Linked DNA regions of Homo sapiens: regions 2 and 3 are each linked to region 1. A link is an interaction called in ENCODE POLR2A ChIA-PET data of the cell type or tissue named here. Cell type or tissue: A673. All regions are shown on one strand. Each heading gives the region's core, and the rest is flanking DNA. Links, peaks and the distances in the headings are about the cores only. Region 1 overlaps PPFIA3 (PPFI scaffold protein A3). Region 2 overlaps GYS1 (glycogen synthase 1). Region 3 holds the start of LOC124904737 (a long non-coding RNA gene).

What was found. Peaks named below come from ENCODE experiments on the same cell type or tissue, not always from the same donor. Only the 100,000 strongest peaks of a DNase experiment are listed, where the experiment ranks them.
Region 2: POLR2A ChIA-PET joins it to region 1 with 7 read pairs; 18 of 35 experiments call an interaction of 5 or more read pairs at or near these places.
Region 3: POLR2A ChIA-PET joins it to region 1 with 7 read pairs; 4 of 35 experiments call an interaction of 5 or more read pairs at or near these places.

What each region holds. Positions count from the first base shown.
Region 1 is chr19:49,123,965-49,131,720 of GRCh38, reverse strand. PPFIA3 (PPFI scaffold protein A3) reads right to left here. Exons shown (of 30, transcript NM_003660.4): 2 at 3,608-3,862; 3 at 3,253-3,354; 4 at 2,709-2,873; 5 at 2,267-2,341; 6 at 1,654-1,728; 7 at 1,122-1,343. The coding sequence starts at 3,847. Among named protein-coding and RNA genes, the nearest start is that of PPFIA3, 8.3 kb to the right of the region's middle. RefSeq lists a silencer at 3,449-3,848. In A673, for the core only: no CTCF peak of the experiment used is centred there; DNase peaks (open chromatin) are centred at 2,230 and 3,580; H3K4me3 peaks cover 1,498 bases; H3K27ac peaks cover 392 bases.
Region 2 is chr19:48,978,511-48,983,510 of GRCh38, reverse strand. It overlaps GYS1 (glycogen synthase 1), which reads left to right. Exons shown (of 16, transcript NM_002103.5): 6 at 674-791; 7 at 1,136-1,256; 8 at 1,875-1,981. Among named protein-coding and RNA genes, the nearest start is that of GYS1, 12 kb to the left of the region's middle. RefSeq lists an enhancer at 4,310-4,549. In A673, for the core only: no CTCF peak of the experiment used is centred there; no DNase peak of the experiment used is centred there.
Region 3 is chr19:48,722,161-48,729,916 of GRCh38, reverse strand. It overlaps RASIP1 (Ras interacting protein 1), which reads left to right. Exons shown (of 12, transcript NM_017805.3): 5 at 327-980; 6 at 2,487-2,524; 7 at 2,759-2,910; 8 at 3,029-3,132; 9 at 4,957-5,200; 10 at 5,408-5,580. It overlaps LOC124904737 (a long non-coding RNA gene), which reads right to left and starts at 1,773. Exons shown (of 2, transcript XR_007067286.1): 1 at 1,549-1,773. In A673, for the core only: no CTCF peak of the experiment used is centred there; a DNase peak (open chromatin) is centred at 4,676; H3K27ac peaks cover 3,872 bases.

The DNA.
Region 1 (7,756 bases), core at 1,290-6,289:
CCTCTCTAGTGGCTGGGACTAAAGGCACCCACCACCACGCCCGGCTAATTTTTTTTTTAAGTAGTGACGGGGTCTCGCTATGTTGCCCAGGCTAGTCCTAGTGCTCACTCTTCTTTCTCATCCACTGCCTTCAAGAATCCAGGTCCACATTTCCCAGCAGCTCCCTGGGGTCACTGGGATTAGGATAAAGCGGCCTAAGCCAGAAAGGGGTGAAATACCCACAAAACATTCCATTTAGAGGCTGGACGCAGTGGCTCACACCTGTAATCCCAGCACTTTGGGCCGAGGCGAGCTGATCACTTGAGGTCAGGAGTTCGAGACCAGCCTGGCCAATATAGTGAAACCCCATTTCTACTGAAGATACAAAAAAAAAAAAAAAAAAAAATTAGCCAGGTGTGGTGGTGCACACCTGTAGTCCCAGCTACTAGGGAGGCTGAGGCAGGAGAATCGCTTGAACCTGGGAGGCAGAGGTTGCAGTGAGCCAAGATCCCGACACTGCACTCCAGCCTGGGCGACACAGCTAGACTCCATCTCAAAAAAAAAAAAAAAAAAAAAGAGGCTGGGTGCGGTGGCTCACTACTGTAATCCCAACACTTTGGGAGGCCGAGGTGGGCGGATCAAGAGTTCAAGACTAGCCTGGCCAACATAGTGAAACCCCATCTCTACTAAAAATACAAAAAAAAAAAAAAAAATTAGCGGTGCATGGTGGCAGGTGCCTGTAGTTCTAGCTACTTGGGAGGCTGAGGCAGGAGAATCTCTTGAACCCGGGAGGCAGAGGTGGCAGTAAGCCAAGATCACGCCACTGCACTCCAGCCTGGGCGACACAGCCAGACTCTGCCTCACAAAAGAAAAAAAAAATCCATTTAGAGGCACCAGAGAAGAACCCAAAGTTAGGTAACAAAGTAATTACGAGCAGTTATGGAGCGCCTACTCTGCGCCACAGGCTCACCCTCTGATGAGAATCATACATTTCCTTTCACAGGTGGGAAAACTGAATCTCAAAGAGGAGTCACCCAGCCTGTGGACTGAATCGAGGTTCCGCCATTCATGAGCAATGCGCGAGGGAGAGCTCTACGGAAAGGCGAGGGACCCAGGGCAGCCCGCCTCCCTGGGGGCCTCACCTCCTTGAGGTCGCGCTGCAGCTTGGAGTTGGCTTCCTCTGCCTTGCCCAGCTCACGGTGCGCGGTGCCCAACTCCTCCTCCAGCTGGCTCATCTGACGGCACAGCACCGCCAGGCGCTCCCGCAGCTGGCACACCTCGGCGCGCTGCCGCTCCAGGGCCTCCTCCAGCTCTGCTGTGCGCCGGTTGGAATCCCCGCCAGGACCCAGGCCATTGGCAAGAGTCTGGAGTGAGGGAAGGAGGGGACAAGATCCCAGAGTGTCTCCGGAGACACAGAGGAAATCCAAGGAGAAAGTCAATCAGCTGAAAGTAGATCAAAGATCAATAAGGATCATGCTGGTCAGAGTCCACGGGGGTCAGTGAAGGAGGTCACAGAAGTTCGCTAGGTGACCTGAATCAGAGGTCCAAGCTCTGTGACACTCTTACAGGTGCAGCCGTCTTAGGGCCAGTGAGGATGATACCAAACGTTACAAACACTATCACAAAGTCAGGGAGTTGAATGGAGCTCACGGAGAGGGGACTTCCATGTCTCACCTGCCCATCCCCATCCTTGCCCGGCTCTTCCAGCCCTGACCGCCGCCTAGACAGCTGTTCTCGAAGGTTCAGAGTCTGGAAGTGTGAAAGGGGAATCAGAGCACAGGGGCTCCCTGAACCCCCAGCTCTAGTTCTCACTGGCATTGGCCCTCTAAGGGGATAGGCGGCCCCATATGAGATGCCTCCGGTCGTGCTGGGGCCATGCCTACCCCACGGTTTACCCTTAGGCTCCCTCCCTCCTTATATCCCTCCTTAGCTGCCACCACGGAGGGCGTCTACCCTTACTCTTCCCCTTAGCCTCCTGGACAAAGTTTCCGCTTTAGCCCCGCTTTTCCCCATTCAATCACTTCCTCCTTAGTCCCAGCCTGAGCCCCAGCCCCTGGTTCTACCCTTAATCTCACTCTCACTGGGAGATTCTCCCCGTAGCCCTGCGCAATGCGTGCCCACTTAGGAACCCCACTGGTTTCTCTCCATAGTCCAACCCCATAGCTTGTCTGCCCTAGTCCTGCCCCAATAGATTCTCTCTGGAACCCACCCAACCGGCTCCGCCCCGTGGGCAGCCCCTTAGCCCCTCCCCTTGGATTCAAATTCCCTGTCTTGGCCACACCCACACCTCCTGATTGCTCAGTTCCAGCTCCTCCTCGAGCACTGCCACGCGCTCCAGCGCCATCCGCAGCCGCTCCCGGACCTGGGGATCGGGGCAGGGCAACAGTCAGCTGGAGACAAGATCCAGTTTAGGACAGTTGCCCCTGGTCCAGAACACCCCTGGGACGGATCCGATAGGGCAGCGTTGGGGCTCCTGTCTCCATAACGGGTATGCAGCCGCAACCAGCTATCCAATCTGCCCCATCCACTGTTAGCCCCCATCCTGGTTTATTTTTCTGCTATCAACCAGTCAGGTCCCAGTCTATGTATCCTGTCCCAATCAATCACAGTCAACATTCTTCCAACTCAGAACATCCCCAACCAATCACGGCCAGAATCTCTCCCACTCAGAACAGCCCCAGTCAACTATAGGTTTCCATTCTCCACCCCTGCTCTTCTAATTCTCATACCTTCTCATCCAGGGCCTTGTGGTGCTCGAAGAGAGACTTTAGAGCTTTGAGCACTTCTACCTCCGAGGAGACCCCACCCGGGGACTGGGCCTGGCGCTTCACCACGGTCATGCGCAGTGACCTCTCGTGCCTGGACACCAGGCACTCCAGGTGTTCCAGGAGCAGCTGCAAGCACACGGCATGGGGTCAAGGAAAAGAGGCAAGGGAAAAGGGGCAGATGTGAGAAAAAGGGTGACAGGTAGGGCGGACACATGGAGGAAAAGATGGAGCCATATAAAGGAGCACCGAGACAGGTCAGGAAAAGAGAGGAGGTCGGGGTCAAGGAACCGGTGGTACAGAAAAGAGAAAAGTTATGGAGACAGGGAGGAAGGAGTGGCACCAGAGTGGGAGACCAGCCAGGAAGTGGGAGCAGGGAAGAGGAGAAGACAGAAAGGCGAGATGGGGGAAAAAAATAGGTCACGCTGCAACACTGAGAGGCCCCGCCCCCCACTTCAACACCACGAGGCCCCGCCCCCACTTAGGCCCCGCCCTCAACACCCCTCACCCGCGTGTTGTTCCGTTCCGCCTTCAGCTCTGCAATCTCTTCCTCCCTCTCCAGCAGCTGCTCCCGACATAAGTTCAGCTCCTTCGTCAGAGCTGCAAACTCCTGTCCAGACATTGGCAGGATCTGGACATTCGGCTCAATCCTTTCCCTGTCTCCTTCATTCACTGGGACTGGAAGTTTGAAGGTCCCGCCCTCCCTGCTAAGTCCCGCTGTCCCTTGCCACTCAGGCCCCGCCCATTAACGGCAAGCCTCGCCCAGACTCCTCCCTTCCAGGCGCCAAGCCCGGCCCCTTCCGGACCGCCTTCTTCCCCCCGAGGCCCCGCCCCCTCATGCCCCGCCCCTGTCCCGCCCAGACCTGGGGCAGCGCGATGCTGAGCTGGCGCTGCAGCGAGTCCTTCTCGTGGCCGAGCTCGCGCAGCCGCAGCTGCGCTGTAGCCAACCCGTCCTGTGCCTCGCGCAGCGTCTCCAGCAGGCGCTCGCGCTCCGTGAGCATCGTGACCATGAGGCGCTCCAGCTCCCCGCCCGCCTCGTCCGGGCCCAGCGCCGAGCCCCGCCGGCCATCCTCGCTGATGGTGGGCATCACCTCGCACATCATGGCGGCGGTGCGGGCCTGCGGGGCGGGGAGGGCAAGGAACAGACCGGCCTTGTCAAGGCACAACAGAGAAACTGAGGCACAGCCACTCGGATACCACGTAGGGGAAATAGTTGGGGGCAAACCAAGCACTGCACAGAAGAAACTGAGGCCCAGGCACTGTGATCATGACACAGGGAAACAGGCACCGCCACCCTGTCACTCCACCGGGGAAACCAAAGATTGGCCACCAGGTGCTGCCAGGGGAAACTGAGGCCTATTATTATTATTATTTTTTTTTAACAGGGTCTCACTCTGTCACCCAGGCTGGAGTTCAGTGGCGCGATCACGGCCCACTGCAGCCTGAACGACCCAGACTCGAGCAGTCCTCCCAACTCAGCCTCCTGAGTAGCTGCGACTACAGGCACACACCAGCATACCTGGCTAATTTTTTTCTTTTCTTTTCTTTTCTTTTCCTTTCCCTACTTTCTTTTTTTTTTTTTTTTTTTTTTTTAGCTGGAGTGATCTGTCACCCAGGCTGGAGTGCAGTGATGCGATCTCGGCTCACTGCAGCCTCCACCTCCCGGGTCCCGGTTCAAGCAATTCTCCTCCCTCAGCCTCCCGAGTAGCTGGGATTACAGGAACCCGCCACCATGCCCAGCTAATTTTTGTATTTTTAGTAGAGACAAGGTTTCACCATGTTGGCCAGGCTGGTCTCGAACTCCTGACCTCGTGATCTGCCCGCCTCGGCCTCCCAAAGTGCTGGGATTACAGACGTGAGCCACCGCGCCTGACCTTTTTTTTTTTTTTTTTTTTTGTGGAGATGAGGTCTCACTCCTGGACTCAAGGGATCCTCCTGCCTCAGCATCCCAAAGTATGCCACTGTGCCTGTGCCATTGCTCTTAGGAAAACAGTCCTGGCTACCTGGGTGAGAGGATTTGGGAAAACTGAGGTCAGACTCCAACAGACAGTGGCAGCAAACCTAAGCCTAGCCCACTCAAAGGAACCAAAGCTGGCCGACCCTGGTATCGTATGAGTGAATGTGGAGAAAATCAGTGTCTACCTATTCTGGCTCTACTGAGAATCCCCCTCAACCCACTGCATGGGTAGGAAAACTGAGGCCCAGACCAGAACCATGCCTTAAGAAGGCCACAGGGCCAAGGGACCCAGGATTAGGTCACTAGGATGTGGTTACCTGTATAATGTCACAGGGTTGGTCTCACCTACTAGCCAGCCCAACTCCTGCCTCCTTCAATTTCCCAGAAATCTGGACCCCGGCTCCCTAAGAATCTAAAGACCTACTCCATTCGGGAAAAGAAAAAAAAAAAAAAAAAAAAGCAAGGCCAGGACTGGGCGCAGTGGCTCATGCCTGTAATCCCAGCACTTTGGGAGGCCGAGATGGGCAGATCACTTGAGGTCAGGAGTTCAAGACCAGGCTGTGCAACATGGTGACCCCCGTCTCTACTAAAAATACAAAAAAAATTAGCCGGGCATGGTGGCATGCACCTGTAGTCCCAGCCACTGGGGAGGCTGAGGCACAAGAATCGCTTGAACCCGGGAGGTGGAGGTTAGAGTGAGCCGAGATAGCACCACTGAACTCCAGCCTGGGCAACAGTGTGAGATTCCATTTCAAAAAAAAAACACAGTAACGGCCGGGCAAGGTGGCCCACTCATGTAATCCCAGCACTTTGGGAGGCTGAGGCTGTTGGATCACGAGGTCAAGAGATTGAGCCCAGCCTGGCCAACATGGTGAAACCCCATCTCTACTAAAAATACAAAAATTAGCTTGCGTGGTGGCACGCACCTGTAGTCCCAGCTACTCGGGAGGCTGAGGCAGGAGAATCGCTTGAACCCGGGAGGCAGAGGTTGCGGTGAGCCAAGATCGTGCCACTGCACTCCAGCTTGGCGATATAGAGAGACCCAGTCTCAAAAAAAAACAAAACAAACAAACAAACAAAAAAAAACAAAAAAAATACCAGTATGGCCAGGACCATGCTTGTCACTTCTTCACCCTCTTCACGACCCAGAAGTCCAAGAACTAGCTCCCGCCTCCCTCAGGTCACAGGAGTCTAAGACCCAGTCCCTTTCGTCTCTCAGACCCCAGGAGCCTGCGCCTCCAGCCCCCACCTCCCCATTCCCAGGAGTCGGAGACCGCACCCCTCTCCTCCCCTAAGAGACAACAGTCTGGGCTCTCAGCTTCCTCGCTTAGACCCAGAAGTCCCAGGCTTCAGGCTCCTCCTCCCCCAGGCCCCTGGGTGCACAGCTCCTCCTCCAGGACCCAGGAGTTCTGGGACGCTCCCACCAACCCCAGCCCCAGCCCTCTTGAAGCTATACCCAAGGGCGGGGGACAAGGAAGGGGCGGGGTTTCTGGGGCGGGAAGCCTGGACTTGGGTCCCTAGAGCCAGGGGCAGGGCGGAGATGAAGCCAGGCCCCCTGAACCGCTCCCTCCACACACATCAGGTCCGACGGGTCCAGCTGGCCCGGCGGAAAGCAGGAGGGACTTTCACTCAGTTCCTTCTTTTCCTTCTCTCCCTGCGGGCAACGCATAACCGGTCTGAGCGTGGATAATTCCCAGCCCCGCCCAATATGCGGACTGTGTCCAAAGCCTGGGAATGGGGCCTTGGACTTCTGTGAGGAGAGGAGGGCCTGAGGGCCGTGGGCCCTGGGAGAGGAGGCAGCTGGGTTCCTGTCCCCTTGGGTGTTTGAAGTGGTGCATCTGAGAATCTAGGCAGGCGAATCCCAGCACTCAGAGGAAAGATTCAGGAAAACGATTCTAAGAGGGCAAGCCAGCCATAGGCAAAAAACCAACATGATCTCTATTTTTTTTTTTTGAGACGGAGTCTCACTCTATCGCCCAGGCTGGAGTGCGCTGGCGTGATCTCGGCTCACTGCAACCTCTGCCTCCCGGGTTCAAGCGATTCTCCTGCCTCAGCTTCCCAAGTAACTGCGACTACAGGCTCGTGCCGCCACGCCCGGCTAATTATTTTTTGTATGTTTAGTAGAGACGGGTTTCACCATGTTAGCCAGGATGAGCTCAATCTCCTGACCTCGTGATCCACCCGCCTCGGCCTCCCAAAGTGCTGAGATTATAGGCATGAGCCACCGCGCCCAGCCCCAACATGATATCTAAAACCAGCAACCCACTCTGACGATGCAACACAGATGTTTTGGGGAGCCTGTTCCAGAGCCTTAAATTGACCGAGAAGGAAATAAAAAACACAGCAAGGCTGGACATAGAACCTAGAAGGTTACTACACACAGTACAGGGTGGGGAATAGACGTATGCTTCCACGCTTTCAATGGCTTGGGGTAAGAACCGCTCATAGGCCTAAGTAATCTAGAACTAAGTTCTGAAGCCTATAATCTAGAACCAGCCAAGAGCAACCCAATAACTTAGTGTCCAGGTCACCCCAGAACCCCACATACATAATGACACCCATTAATATACCTAATGCAACACATAACAAACATAGTCAGCAGATAAAATCTAGAACTCAGAGCCTGCTAGGGATGAAGGTATAACACAGAATATAGCAGGGGGCCAGGCGCGGTGGCTCATGCCTGTAATCCCAGCACTATGGGAGGCCAAGGTGGGAGGATCACTCGAGCCCAGGGGTTTGAGACCAGCCTGGGAAACATGGTGAAACCCTGTCTCTACAAAAAAATACAAAAATTAACCAGTCTCATAACCTGGTCTCAAAATAAATAAATAAATAGATTTTTTAAAAATTTAATTACATTTTTAAAAAAGAATATAGCAGGAGTCACATCCTTGGTTTTATCATGTGTCTAAGAGTTTGCTTGGAACTTACAAGTGTCTATAGGGCGGGGAGGGGGAGGGATCAAAAGGATGCATGTTGAGAATTGAGCATTTCCTGGAATAAAGACTGAGGCTGGCAAAGGAGGGGGGCTGTTCTGGAAATAAGGACATTT
Region 2 (5,000 bases), core at 1-5,000, 150 kb after region 1:
GAGAAGCAGGACTTTGGGGATGTTTAATCATTTCCATCTCAGGGTGGGCTAAGAGGAAACAAAAGAAGTACAACTTTCCCAGAATCACCAGTGTGGATCAGATCCCTGTTAGCCATTTGCAGTAGCTGAGGAGACTTATACTTGTGCTTGTGAACCTAAGCAAGTAATATTAGGCAAGAAGGCATCTTGGAGTCAGGGTAGGTGTGTCACCAAGGGAACTGGCCAGGCATGGTGGCTCACACCTGTAATCCCAGCACTTTAGGAGGCCAGGGCAGGAAGACTGCTTGAAGCCAGGAGTTTGAGATCAGCTTGGGTAACATGACAAGACCCCATCACTACAAAAGTAAAATAAATAAATTAGCCGGGTGTGGTAGTGCACGCCTGTAGTGCCAGCTACTCGGGAGGCTGAGGAGGGAGGATTGCTTGAGCCCAGGAGGTCAGGGATGCAATGAGCTGTGATTGTGCCACTGCTCTCCAGCCTGAGCGACAGAGAGAAACCCTGTCTCCAAAAACAAACAAACAAACAAAAAAGGTGGGAGGGGGGACCTCATAGGAACGCTCTTGAAACAAAAAAATTGCAAAAGGCAAAGGGTGTTTTCTTCATTTATTCATTCAACCACAACATTGATCTGAATGAACAAATAAAACATGGGACCCTCACCCCCAATCCCAGATATTGTGACCCCCAATGGGCTGAATGTGAAGAAGTTTTCTGCCATGCATGAGTTCCAGAACCTCCATGCTCAGAGCAAGGCTCGAATCCAGGAGTTTGTGCGGGGCCATTTTTATGGGTACGTGGGGCATATACCTAGGTCTTAAGAGAGGAGGGCGTTGGGAGCCTAACCATCTAGGTCTGGGGGAGGGGGCAGCTGGGGGCCCAGACTCCTGGGTCTGAGGGAGGGGGCACCTGGGTATTCGGCCTCCTTAATTCTTGAGCGCTGGAACAATGGGCTCAGGATTAAAGGAAATCTCCATCTAAAGAGAAGAACTACAACTCCCAGGAGGCCCCGTGATGCCTCTGTATTACCTAAGACATCCTCTGCCCCCCCACCCATAGCTTCTGGGATTTGTAGTTTTGAGGCCAGGGCTAGCGGGTGAGGGCTTTGGGCTTTACCGTGCCTTGTGGGTTCTTTAGGCATCTGGACTTCAACTTGGACAAGACCTTATACTTCTTTATCGCCGGCCGCTATGAGTTCTCCAACAAGGGTGCTGACGTCTTCCTGGAGGCATTGGCTCGGCTCAACTATCTGCTCAGAGTGAGGCCTGGGCTATGAGGGGACAGGGAGGGCAAGCAAAGCAGTTTATAACTAGGGAGAACAGCCAGGCACAGTGGCTCACACCTGTAATCCCAACACTTTTGGAGGCCAAGGCGGGAGGATCACTTGAGCCCAGGAGATGGAGACCAGCCTGGGCAACATGGTGAAACCCCATCTCTACAAAAAATACAAAAATTAGCCAGGCATGGTGGCTCACACGTGTAGTCCCAGCTACTCGGGAGGGTGAACGGGGAGGATCACGCGAGCCCGGGAGGTGGAGGTTGCAGTGAGCCAAGATCATATCACTGCACTCCAGCCTGGGCGACAGAAAAAGACGCTGTCTCAAAAACAAAACAAAACAAAACAAAACAAAAAATTACAGAACAGAAACCCAAGAAGCCAGGAAGATGGGGGTAGGAAAGCCCCTGAGTATGGTGGGGGGCCGTGAGGGGAGTATAGAGACCCAGAAAGAAGGTCAGAGTCCAGGTGGGGACTGTCCTATAATTCTCCTTGACAGGAATGGGTATGGCAGGATCCCAGTGGTCTTGACAGAAAGGCTGGCTGGTTCCAGGCTTCCCCCACATGATCCTGGCCTCCCCCTCCTTTCTTTCTGCGCAGGTGAACGGCAGCGAGCAGACAGTGGTTGCCTTCTTCATCATGCCAGCGCGGACCAACAATTTCAACGTGGAAACCCTCAAAGGCCAAGCTGTGCGCAAACAGCTTTGGTTAGCAGCCCTCGCTCCGGCCCCTGGCGCAGCCCACTCCCAGATGCATGCTTTGGGTCCTGTGTTTCTCCTAGAGTCTCAGTTTTTTGTTTTGTTTGTTTGTTTGTTTGTTTGTTTTTGAGACAGTCTCACTCTGTCGCCCAGGCTGGAGTGTAGTGGTGCGATCTTGGCTCACTGCAACCTCCACCTCCTGGGTTCAAGCAAGTCATCTGCCTCAGCCTCTCGAGTAGCTGGGACTACAGGTGCACACCACCATGCCTGGCTAATTTTTGTATTTTCAGTAGAGATGGGGTTTCACCACATTGGCCAGACTAGTCTCAAACTCCTGATCTCGTGATCTGCCCGCCTCAGCCTCCCAAAGTGCTGGAATTACAGGCATGAGCCACCGCACCCGGCCCTCTTTTTTTTTTTTATTTTGAGATGGAGTTTTGCTCTGTCGCCCAAGCTGGAGTGCAATGGCATGATCTCGGCTCACTGCAACCTCTGCCTCCTGGGTTCAAGCGATTTTCCTGCCTCAGCCTCTGAGTAGCTGGGACTACAGGGGTGTGCCACCACACCTGGCTAACTTTTTATTTTTATTAGAGACAGGTTTTCACTATATTGGCCAGGCTGGTCTTGAACTCCTGACCTCAGGTGTTCCGCCTGCCTCAGCCTCCCAAAGTGCTGGGATTCCAGGCGTGAGCCACCACACCTAGCCTTTTTTTGTATTTTTAGTAGAGATGGGGTTTCACCATGTTGGCCAGGCTGATCTTGAACACCTGACCTCAGGTGATCCAGCCGCCTTGGCATCCCAAAGTGCTGGGATTACAGGGGTGAGCCACTGCGCCTGGCTTAGTTTCTTTTTCTTTTCTCTGATTTTTTTTTTTTTTTGAAACAGAGTCTCACTGTTGCCCAGGCTGGAGTGCAGTGGCGTAATCTCAGCTCACTGTAACCTCCGCCTCCCAGCAAAGCTCAGTTTCTTCATCTGTAAAACCGTTCATTCATTAGCAGAGATACTCACTGAGCATCTACTATGTGCTAGCTAATTTTTATATTTTTAGCACCGATGGGATTTCACCACGTTGACCAGGCTGGTCTTGAACTCCTGACCTCAAGTGACCTGCCCTCCTCATGTATTCCAGGTCCTGGGAATACAGCTGTGAACCAGAAAGATAAGATCCCTTTCCTCATGGAGCTTGTATTCTAGAAAATCCTGTAGACGGAATTTACTTTTGGGCAAAAATAAAGCAGAACTGGAATATGAGACGGGGTTGTCAGGACAGGCCACACTGAGAAAGTGTTATTGGGCAGAGACGAGGAAAGGTGACGAGGGAGCAAGCCCTGTGGGTATCTGAGGAACAGCAAACTCGAAGGCCCCGAGGCATGATTGAGACGCGGTGGGGAGTCCCATGGGGCTGGAGTGACATGTCTCATAGAGAAGGGGTAGAAAGTGAGGCAAGATGGAGGGCACCTGTAGTGCCAGCTACAGGAGGCAGGAGGATCATTTTGGCCCTGGAGGTTGAGGCTGTAGTGAGGCATGATTGCGCCACTGCACTCCAGCCTAGGCAACAGAGTGAGACTCTGTCTCAAAAAAATAAAAAAGAAGTCGGGCGTGGTGGCTCACACCTGTAATCCCGGCACTTTGGGAGGCCGAGGCGGGTGGATCACCTGAGGTCGGGAGTTTGAGACCAGCTTGACCAACATGGTGAAACCCCGTCTTTCCTAAAAATAAAAAAAATCAGCAGGGCGTGGTGACACACATCTGTAGTCCTAGCTACTCGAGAGGCTAAGCAGGAGAATCGCTCGAACCCGGGAGGCAGAGATTGCAGTGAGCCAAGATCGCGCCAATGCACTCCAGCATGGGTGACAGTGAGACTCGGTCTCAAAAAAAAAAAAAAAAAAAAGAAAGAAAGAGGCTGGGCGCGGTGGCTCACACCTGTAATCCCAGCACTTTGGGAGGCTGAGGAGGGCAGATCACTTGAGGTCAGGAGTTCGAGATCAGCCTGGTCAACGTGGTGAAATCCCATCGGTACTAAAAATATAAAAATTAGCCAGATGTGGTGGCGCACGCTTGTAATTGCAGCTACTCAGGAGGCTGAGGCAGGAGAATTTCTTGAACCTAGAAAGTGGCCGAGATTGCGCCATCCTGGGCGACAGAGCAAGACTCTGTCTCAAAAAAAAAAAAAAAAAAAAAAAAAAAAAAAAAAAAAAAAAGAAAAGAAAAAAGAAAAAGAGACAAAGAAAGAAAAATAAATGAGGCCAGAGCTATGGGAGGATTTTAAGTGGAGGAGTGACCGTGGGGCTGTTGTGTGACACTGCTAGCTTTACTTGTGTGCCTAAGTGGTCCTTTCTCAGAATCTTACTTTCTTTTCGTATAAAATGGGGCTTAGCATTGCCATCTGCAGGACAAGTACAAGTCCTAATAATAGCTGACATTTCTGGAAGGCTTGCCATGTGTACTTTTTGGCATGACATCATTGGGTCCTCATCGCAAACCTCTGAGGTTGATTCTATTTTCATCCTCCTCTGAAAAATGAGTCACTGCAGTCAGAGAGGGAAGGCCACCTGTCCCTGACCACACAGCTGATGTCAGGCACGTGGGTCCTAAGCCTTCCAGGGCCTGCCCCCTGGGTCCCCATCCTCCAGCCTGGAGGCCCCAGGGCACGGCTTCCCTGCTCACACCTCAGTTTCCTTGCTATCCTAGAAACCTAAGGGTAGCTGGGCGCGGCAGCTCATGCCTGTAATTCCAGCACTTTGGGAGGCCGAGGTGGCCAATTACCAGCCAGAGGTCAGGAGTTCGAGACCAGCCTGGCCAACGTGGTGAAACCCCGTCTCTACTAAAGTTACAAAAATTAGCCGGGCATGGTGGCAGGTGCCTGTAATCCCGGCTACTCAGGAGGCTGAGGCAGGAGAATTGCTTGAACCTGAGAGGCAGAGGTTGCAGTGAGCCAAGATCGCACCACTGCGCTCCAGCCTGGACGACAGAGTAACTCTGTCAATAATAATAATAATAATAATAAATAAACTGCTGGGCACAGTG
Region 3 (7,756 bases), core at 1,711-6,710, 400 kb after region 1:
ATGGTGAAACCCTTTCCCTACTAAAAATACAAAAATTAGCCGGGTGTGGTGGCAGGCGCCTGTACTCCCAGCTACTCAACAGACTGAGGCAGGAGAATTGCTTGAACTCAGGAGGCAGAGGTTGCAGTGAGCCGAGATCGTGCCACTGGACTCCAGCCTGGAGGACAGAGCGAGACTCCATCTCAAAAAAAAAAAAAAAAAAAAAAAGAAGAAGAAGGAAAAAAAAAGTTGGTGGGAATAGAAAAGTTGTTGTAGAAAACAGAGAGAACAGATCTGAAGATATGGATTGAAGTGATGTCCTTAGTGCATCCTCGTTTCCCCTCCAGGACTTTGTGGTGTATGTGATGACGCGAGAGCAGCACGTGTTTGGGCGAGGTGGGAACTCGTCTGGCCGCGGGGGGTCCCCGGCTCCCTATGTGGACACCTTCCTCAACGCCCCGGACATCCTGCCGCGTCACTGCACAGTGCGCGCGGGCCCTGAGCACCCGGCCATGGTGCGCCCGTCCCGGGGCGCCCCAGTCACGCACAACGGGTGCCTCCTGCTGCGGGAGGCTGAGCTGCACCCGGGCGACCTCCTGGGGCTGGGCGAGCACTTCCTGTTCATGTACAAGGACCCCCGCACTGGGGGCTCGGGGCCTGCGAGGCCGCCGTGGCTGCCCGCGCGCCCCGGGGCCACGCCGCCAGGCCCTGGCTGGGCCTTCTCCTGTCGCCTGTGCGGCCGCGGCCTGCAGGAGCGCGGCGAGGCACTGGCCGCCTACCTGGACGGCCGTGAGCCAGTCCTGCGCTTCCGGCCGCGCGAGGAGGAGGCGCTGCTGGGCGAGATCGTGCGCGCCGCAGCCGCCGGCTCGGGAGACCTGCCGCCCCTCGGGCCCGCCACGCTGCTGGCGCTGTGCGTGCAGCATTCCGCCCGTGAGCTGGAGCTGGGCCACCTGCCACGACTGCTGGGCCGCCTGGCCCGGCTCATCAAGGAGGCCGTCTGGGTGAGCGCCCCCCAATCGCCGTCCAGCCCCACCAGCGCCCCAAGTCCCTTCTCCAGCCTCCCTTCCCTACCTTCAACCCTTTTCATAGCTGGGCTGGATACTACTGTTCCCATGACGCCTCGGGAAGGATTTGGGGTTTTGGGTTTTGTTTGTTTGTTTGTTTGCTTTTGTTTTTGAGACGGAGTCTCGCTCTGTTACCCAGGCTGGAGTGCAGTGGCGGTCTTGGTTCACTGCAACCTCTACCTCCGGGGTTCAAATGATTCTTCTGCCTCAGCCTCCCGAGTAGCTGGGATTGCAGGCGCCTGCCAGCACGCCCGGCTAATTTTTTGTATTTTTAGTAAGACGGGGTTTCACCATATTGGCCAGGCTTGTCTGGAACTCCTGACCTCGTGGTTCGCCCGCCTCGGCCTCCCAAAGTGCTGGGATTACAGGTGTGAGCCACCACACCCGGTGTTTTGGGGTTATTAAGCAAGGGGCCCCCCCATAGAATGCTGGGAGATGTAGATCCACTGCACTTAGAGGGAAGCCCAAACTCACCTTAGGAGAGCTCACCTAAGCACGAACTCACCTTAGGAAGAAACCATTATGGGAGATGGTGGGGGAGAGATCCCACTGGATGAGAAGTTGACAGAGATCAGTGTGAGAATTCACCGCAGCCCATTGGGCTTGGAGCTTGGATAGCAGTGAGCGAGTTCATTCTTGGAGGCGAGGAAGCACAAATCCACTGGACCTACAGATGGAAGTTCCAGAAAGAAACCATTCAGAGTGGGGGAAACGTTCCATCCTATTGAGCTAGGGCCTAACCAGAGAGGTTTAAGGAGTTTCTTGGGGGTAAAAATTGGAGAAGAGGACCTGAAGGAGCTAGATCACTCATAATCATAGGGTGTGTATGTTTTAAAAAGTAAGGAGAGACCATTCTAAAGCTTGTGGGATTAGAATTTGTCTCAAGAGCCAGGCGTGGTGGCTCATGCCTGTAATCCCGGCACTTTGGGAGGCCGAGGCGGGCAGATCACCTGAAGTCGGGAGATCGAGACCATCCTGGCTAACATGGTGAAACCCCGTCTCTACTAAAAATGCAAAAAATTAGCCGGGCATGGTAGCACATGCCTGTAATCCCAGCTACTTGGGAGGCTGAGGCAGGAGAATCACTTGAACCTGGGAGGCAGAGGTTGCAGTGAGCCAAAATTGAGCCATTGCACCCCAGCCTGGGCAACAACAGGGTAACTCCATCTCAAAAAAAAAAAAAAAAAAAAAGAATCCGTATGAAGAGTGAAGGCCGGTTGCAGTGGCTCATGCCTGTAATCCTAGTTCTTTGGGAGGCCAAGGTGGGAGGATCATTTGAGCTCAGGAGTTGGAGACCACCGGTGGCAACATAGTAAGACCCCATCTCTAAGAAAAGTAGGACCAGTCTCTATGAGAGTTGTGCTTCTATAAAAACCAGGGTATTAACTCTTAAGCCCCTCAGTGGATCCCCCTCACCTTGATTCTGATCTTACTGTTCCACAGGAAAAGATTAAGGAAATTGGAGACCGTCAGCCAGAAAAGTAAGAGAAATTCTGAGCAGAGTGGTCTGGAGGGATGCAGGGGTTGGGTTTTGCGTCTAGTTCTGTGTTCACCCCATGCATGCCCCAGTGCAAGTTTCTGCTTCTCCTTGCGCTCAACTTTTCCAGCTGCGCAATGGGAGTTGGTCTTGCTCTCCCACTTAGACTTAGATCTTGGGGTTTGTAAACTATGATGAGGGTTGGGCAGGGATCACAAATTCCTTCCTCTTTTTCAAGCCACCCTGAGGGGGTCCCCGAGGTGCCCCTGACTCCTGAAGCTGTGTCTGTGGAGCTGCGGCCACTCATGCTGTGGATGGCCAACACCACGGAGCTGCTTAGCTTTGTGCAGGAGAAGGTGCTGGAAATGGAGAAGGAGGCTGACCAAGAGGGTGAGCTCTGACTCAGGCTCAGGCTTGTCCAAGTCTCCCATCATGCCCTGCACCTGGGGACCTGGGCTCCTGGCTGCCGACTTCTGGTTCTCCCTCTTAACCCCAAGCCTGTCCTCAGACCCACAGCTCTGCAATGACTTGGAATTATGTGATGAGGCCATGGCCCTCCTGGATGAGGTCATCATGTGTACCTTCCAGCAGTCTGTCTACTACCTCACCAAGGTTGGCCCTTGCCTCTTACTTCCTGTTTGACATAGCATCACTTCCTGTTTCACGTAATATCACTTCCTGTTTGTGGTAACATCACTTCTTGTTTGAACTACACTGTGTGGCTCTGATGTCACTATTTGACTCAAGATTTTCTGCTTTTCTCTGACATGACATCCCATCTCACCCAAGGACTTTGCTGTTCTGACACCACTTGTTAGAGCTTACATCACTTCCTGCCTTTCTGGCTTCTTTTCCTTTGTAATCATCACCTGGGCAAACGCGGTGGCTCACATCTGTAATCCCGGCACTTTGGGAGGTCAAGGCGGGTGGATCACTTGAGGTCAGGAGTTTGAGAGCAGCCTGGCCAACATGGTGAAACCCCATCTCTACTAAAAATACAAAATTAGCCAGGCATGGTGGCCTGCGCCTATAATCCCAGCTATTGGAGAGGCTGAGGCACAAGAATCACTTGAACCTGGGAGGCGGATGTTGCAGTGAACCAAGATTACTTCATGCCACTGCATTCCAACCCGGGAGATGGAGCGAGACTCTGTCTCAAAAGAGTAATATAACGCCGGATGCAGTGGCTCACGCCTGTAATCCCAGCACTTTGGGAGGCCAAGGTGGGCAGACCGCGAGGTCAGGAGTTTGAGACCAGACTGACCAACATGGTAAAACCCCGTCTCTACTAAAAATACAAAAATTAGCTGGGTATGGTAGCGCGTGCCTGCAATCCCAGCTACTCAGGAGGCTGAGGGAGGAGAATCGCTTGAACCCGGGAGGCGGAGGTTGCAGTGAGCTGAAATCGCACCATTGCACTCCAGGGCGACAGAGACAGACTCCATCTCAAAAAAGTAAAATAAAATTAAACGAAATAAAAAAAAAAGTAATCATCACCACTTTTGACAGGCTGACCTCACTACTTGGTAACATCACCATTACCACCTTCTGAATCTCCCACTTTCTAAGTCTACTCTTCAGTCACTGTTAAGTTTCATATATAATAGATAGATAAATGATTGATAGATAGCTAGAGATCAAATAGTGCCAGGAACTGTGATTTAAACTGAAGATCCTCTTTCATCAGGCCCCACTTCCTTCGCTTGCTGACCTCACTTCCTACAGCTCTGAATTCACTTCCCTTTCAGAACGACAGATCTTTTTCTCTGAGTGCCCTTCCTGGAAGGGCCTGCTTTCTGCCCCAGTTTCCCCCCCATTACCCTTGACCTTAACACCACTTCTTGGCATTCTCAGGGTTTCTGGCTTATGGTGGGCTTGATGCCCTATGTGCAAGAATGAGAGAGGATCTTTTGGGACAGCTAACTATCAGTCTCTAAGTTCCTCTAGCAGCCTGGATTGTGAAGCCCTTTCCTCCTTCACTTCCTGTACATTCCTGCCAAGTGTGCGTTTATTTCTTCTGTTTCTGACCTCATTTCCTGTCCTTGGCCTGATCTCATTTTCCACTGGCAAACTGCCATCCCACTCCCACTTCCTGACTCTCCATTCTTTTTCTTTCCTTTGGGAATTCAGGATGAATAATTCTTTGACTGAAAGGGAACTCTTTGTCCAGTATCCTTTGTCCTCCTTGAGCTGTCTCTGCTGAGAACTACAAGTCCCACAATGCACAAGAGGTGATCTTAAAATACTCGAGAAACTTGTATACCCTTCTATCAAGTAGGGATTTGCTCACGGAGACCCTTTGGGTGTTGACTGTAGAATGGACTACAACTCCCAGAAGACTTTGGTGGAGCTCCCCACTATCTTCATGCTCTATTACCCTGAAGCTTCCTGGGAGTTGTAGTCCAATCACTTGTTTCCACTTCTCTATTTTCTCAGACTCTCTATTCAACGCTGCCTGCTCTCCTGGATAGTAACCCTTTCACAGCTGGTGCAGAGCTGCCGGGGCCTGGCGCGGAGCTGGGGGCCATGCCTCCAGGATTGAGACCTACCCTGGGCGTGTTCCAGGCAGCCTTGGAGCTGACCAGCCAGTGCGAGCTGCACCCTGACCTCGTGTCTCAGACTTTTGGCTACTTGTTCTTCTTCTCCAACGCATCCCTTCTCAACTCGCTGATGGAACGAGGTGAAGGTTGGCTGGGAGCTGTCAGGGAGGCAAAGACAGGAGCCACTGAGACTCAGGTCATATTAGACACACCACGGGCTCAAGCCTCACCTTTGGGTACCCTGGAGAACAAGCTCCAGATCCCAGGCTGAAGGATAGGAAGAGTCTGGGAGGCAGGAGCACAGAGTCCAGCCAACCAACTGCCTCTCATACCTTTAACACCCACAGGTCAAGGCCGGCCTTTCTATCAATGGTCCCGAGCTGTTCAAATCCGAACCAACCTGGACCTCGTCTTGGACTGGCTACAGGGAGCTGGGCTGGGCGACATTGCCACTGAGTTCTTCCGGAAACTCTCCATGGCTGTGAACCTGCTCTGTGTGCCCCGCACTTCCCTGCTCAAGGTGACTCCTGGTCAGCTATACCTGACCCCTGACCTCTGACTCCTCAACCCCCCTCAGCCACCTTCTATATTCAGCTCACCGTCAGAGCTCCCCTTGAACCCCATGCCATCCCCAGCCCCAGCTCAGACACTGTGGGTAACACATTGGCAGGTAGAAGGAAGCCAGCACCAACAATGACTAAACTCGGCTGTGTCTGAATCCTGGTGGAACTTATTAAAAATAGTTTCCAGGCCAGGAGCAGTGGCTCGCGCCTATAATCCCAACACTTTGGGAGGCCTAAGTAGGTGGATCACTTGAGGCCAGGAGTTTGAGACCAGCCTGGCCAACATGGCGAAACGCTGTCTCTACTAAAAATACAAAAATTAGCCAGGCTTGATGGCGCACGCCTGTAATCCCAGTTACTCTGGAGGCTGAGGGAGGAGAATCGCTGGAACCTGGGAGGCAGAAGCTGCAGTGAGCCAAGATTGCACCATTGCACTCCAGCCGGGGCGACAGAGCGAGACCCTGTCTCCAGAAAAAAAAAAAAAAAAAAAGTTTCCAGGGTCCCTCACTCAGACATGCTGAGTCAGAAAGTGTGGTATGAGACAAAGGAACATGATGATTAAAACATTCATTGAACATGAACTACCTGCCAGGCACCCTGTTTAGCACTTCTAGTTTAATGCTGACAAAGCCCCATCGAAGTAGGTGACTGACTGTTTTTTGGATGAGGAAACAGAATCAGGTAGGACAGGTCGCTTGATTTCACTTATTTTTCCTTTTTTTTTTTTTTTTTTTGAGACGGAGTCTCACTCTGTCACCCAGGCTGGAGTGCAATGGCATGATCTCGGCTCACTCCAACCTCCGCCTCCCGAGTTCAAGCGATTCTCCTGCCACAGCCTCCTGAGTAGCCGGGATAACAGGCACGCGCCACCACACCCGGCTAATTTTTGTAATTTTGGTAGAGACAGGGTTTCACCTTGTTGGGCAGACTGGTCTTGAACTCCTGACCTCAGGGGATGCGCCTGCCTCGGCCTCCCAAAGTGCTGGGATTACAGGCGTGAGCCACCATGGCCGGCCAATTTCAATTATTTATTTTCCTTTCTTCTTAAATATCTTACAAAAACTGTTCCCCATAGACATTTATTTATTTATATCAAATGTTTATAATGGGCTGGGCGTAGTGGCTAATGCCTGTAATGCCAGCATTTTGGGAGGCCGAGGTGGAAGGACCGCTTGAGCCCAGGAGTTTGACACCAGTTGGCAACATAGGGGAGACACCATCTCTACCAAAAATTTTAAAAATTAGCCAGGTGTGGAGGCACACGTCTGTGGTCCCAGCCACTCCAGAAGCAGAGGTGGAAGGACTGCTTGAGCCCAGGAGGTTGAGGCTGCAGTGAGCCACAGTCATGCCACTGTACTCCAGCATGGGTGACAAAGCAAGACCCTGTCTCAAAACAATAAGAAAGAAAGTTTACCATGCATTTAATAAGCCCCAGGCAGTGTTCCAAGTACTTTACAATTTTGCCATATTGCATCCTCATACCAACTCTATTAGATAGTTCCTGTTCTCCAAATTTATGGATGAGGAGACTAGGGGACGGTGACCTGCCGGAAGGTAATAAGTGACCCACCTGGGATTTTTGAACTCAGGCAGTCTAGGTGGAGTCTCTGATGTTAAGCACATTGATGGTTCTGACGTCAGCTACATCAGGTGTAGACATTGTCAAACAGATATAGAGTGGCCGCCATAGAATAATGAATCCCAACTGGGCGCAGTGGCTCATGCCTGTAATCCTAGAACTTTGAGAAGCTTGAGACCAGCCTGGGCAGCATAGTGAGATCCCATCTCTACAAAAACTTAACCAGGTGTGGTGGCGTGTGCCTGTAGTCCCAGCTACTCTGGAGGCTGGGGCCAAGGATCACTTGAGCCCAGGATCACTTGAGCCGGGAGTTTGAGGCTGCAGCAAGCCACGATCGAGCCACTGCACTCCAGCCTGGGCGACGGAGTGAGACCCTGTCTCTTTAAGGACAAAAAAAAAAAAAAAAAAAAAAAATCCCCAAGTACCATCGCCAGATTCAATAATATAAACGAATGGCCAATCTTATTTATTTCCACCCTACTCATTTCCTGTATCCTCAATTATCCTGAGGCACATCACATTTTTACAAATTGCTGGGAGCACACCCTTCCCCA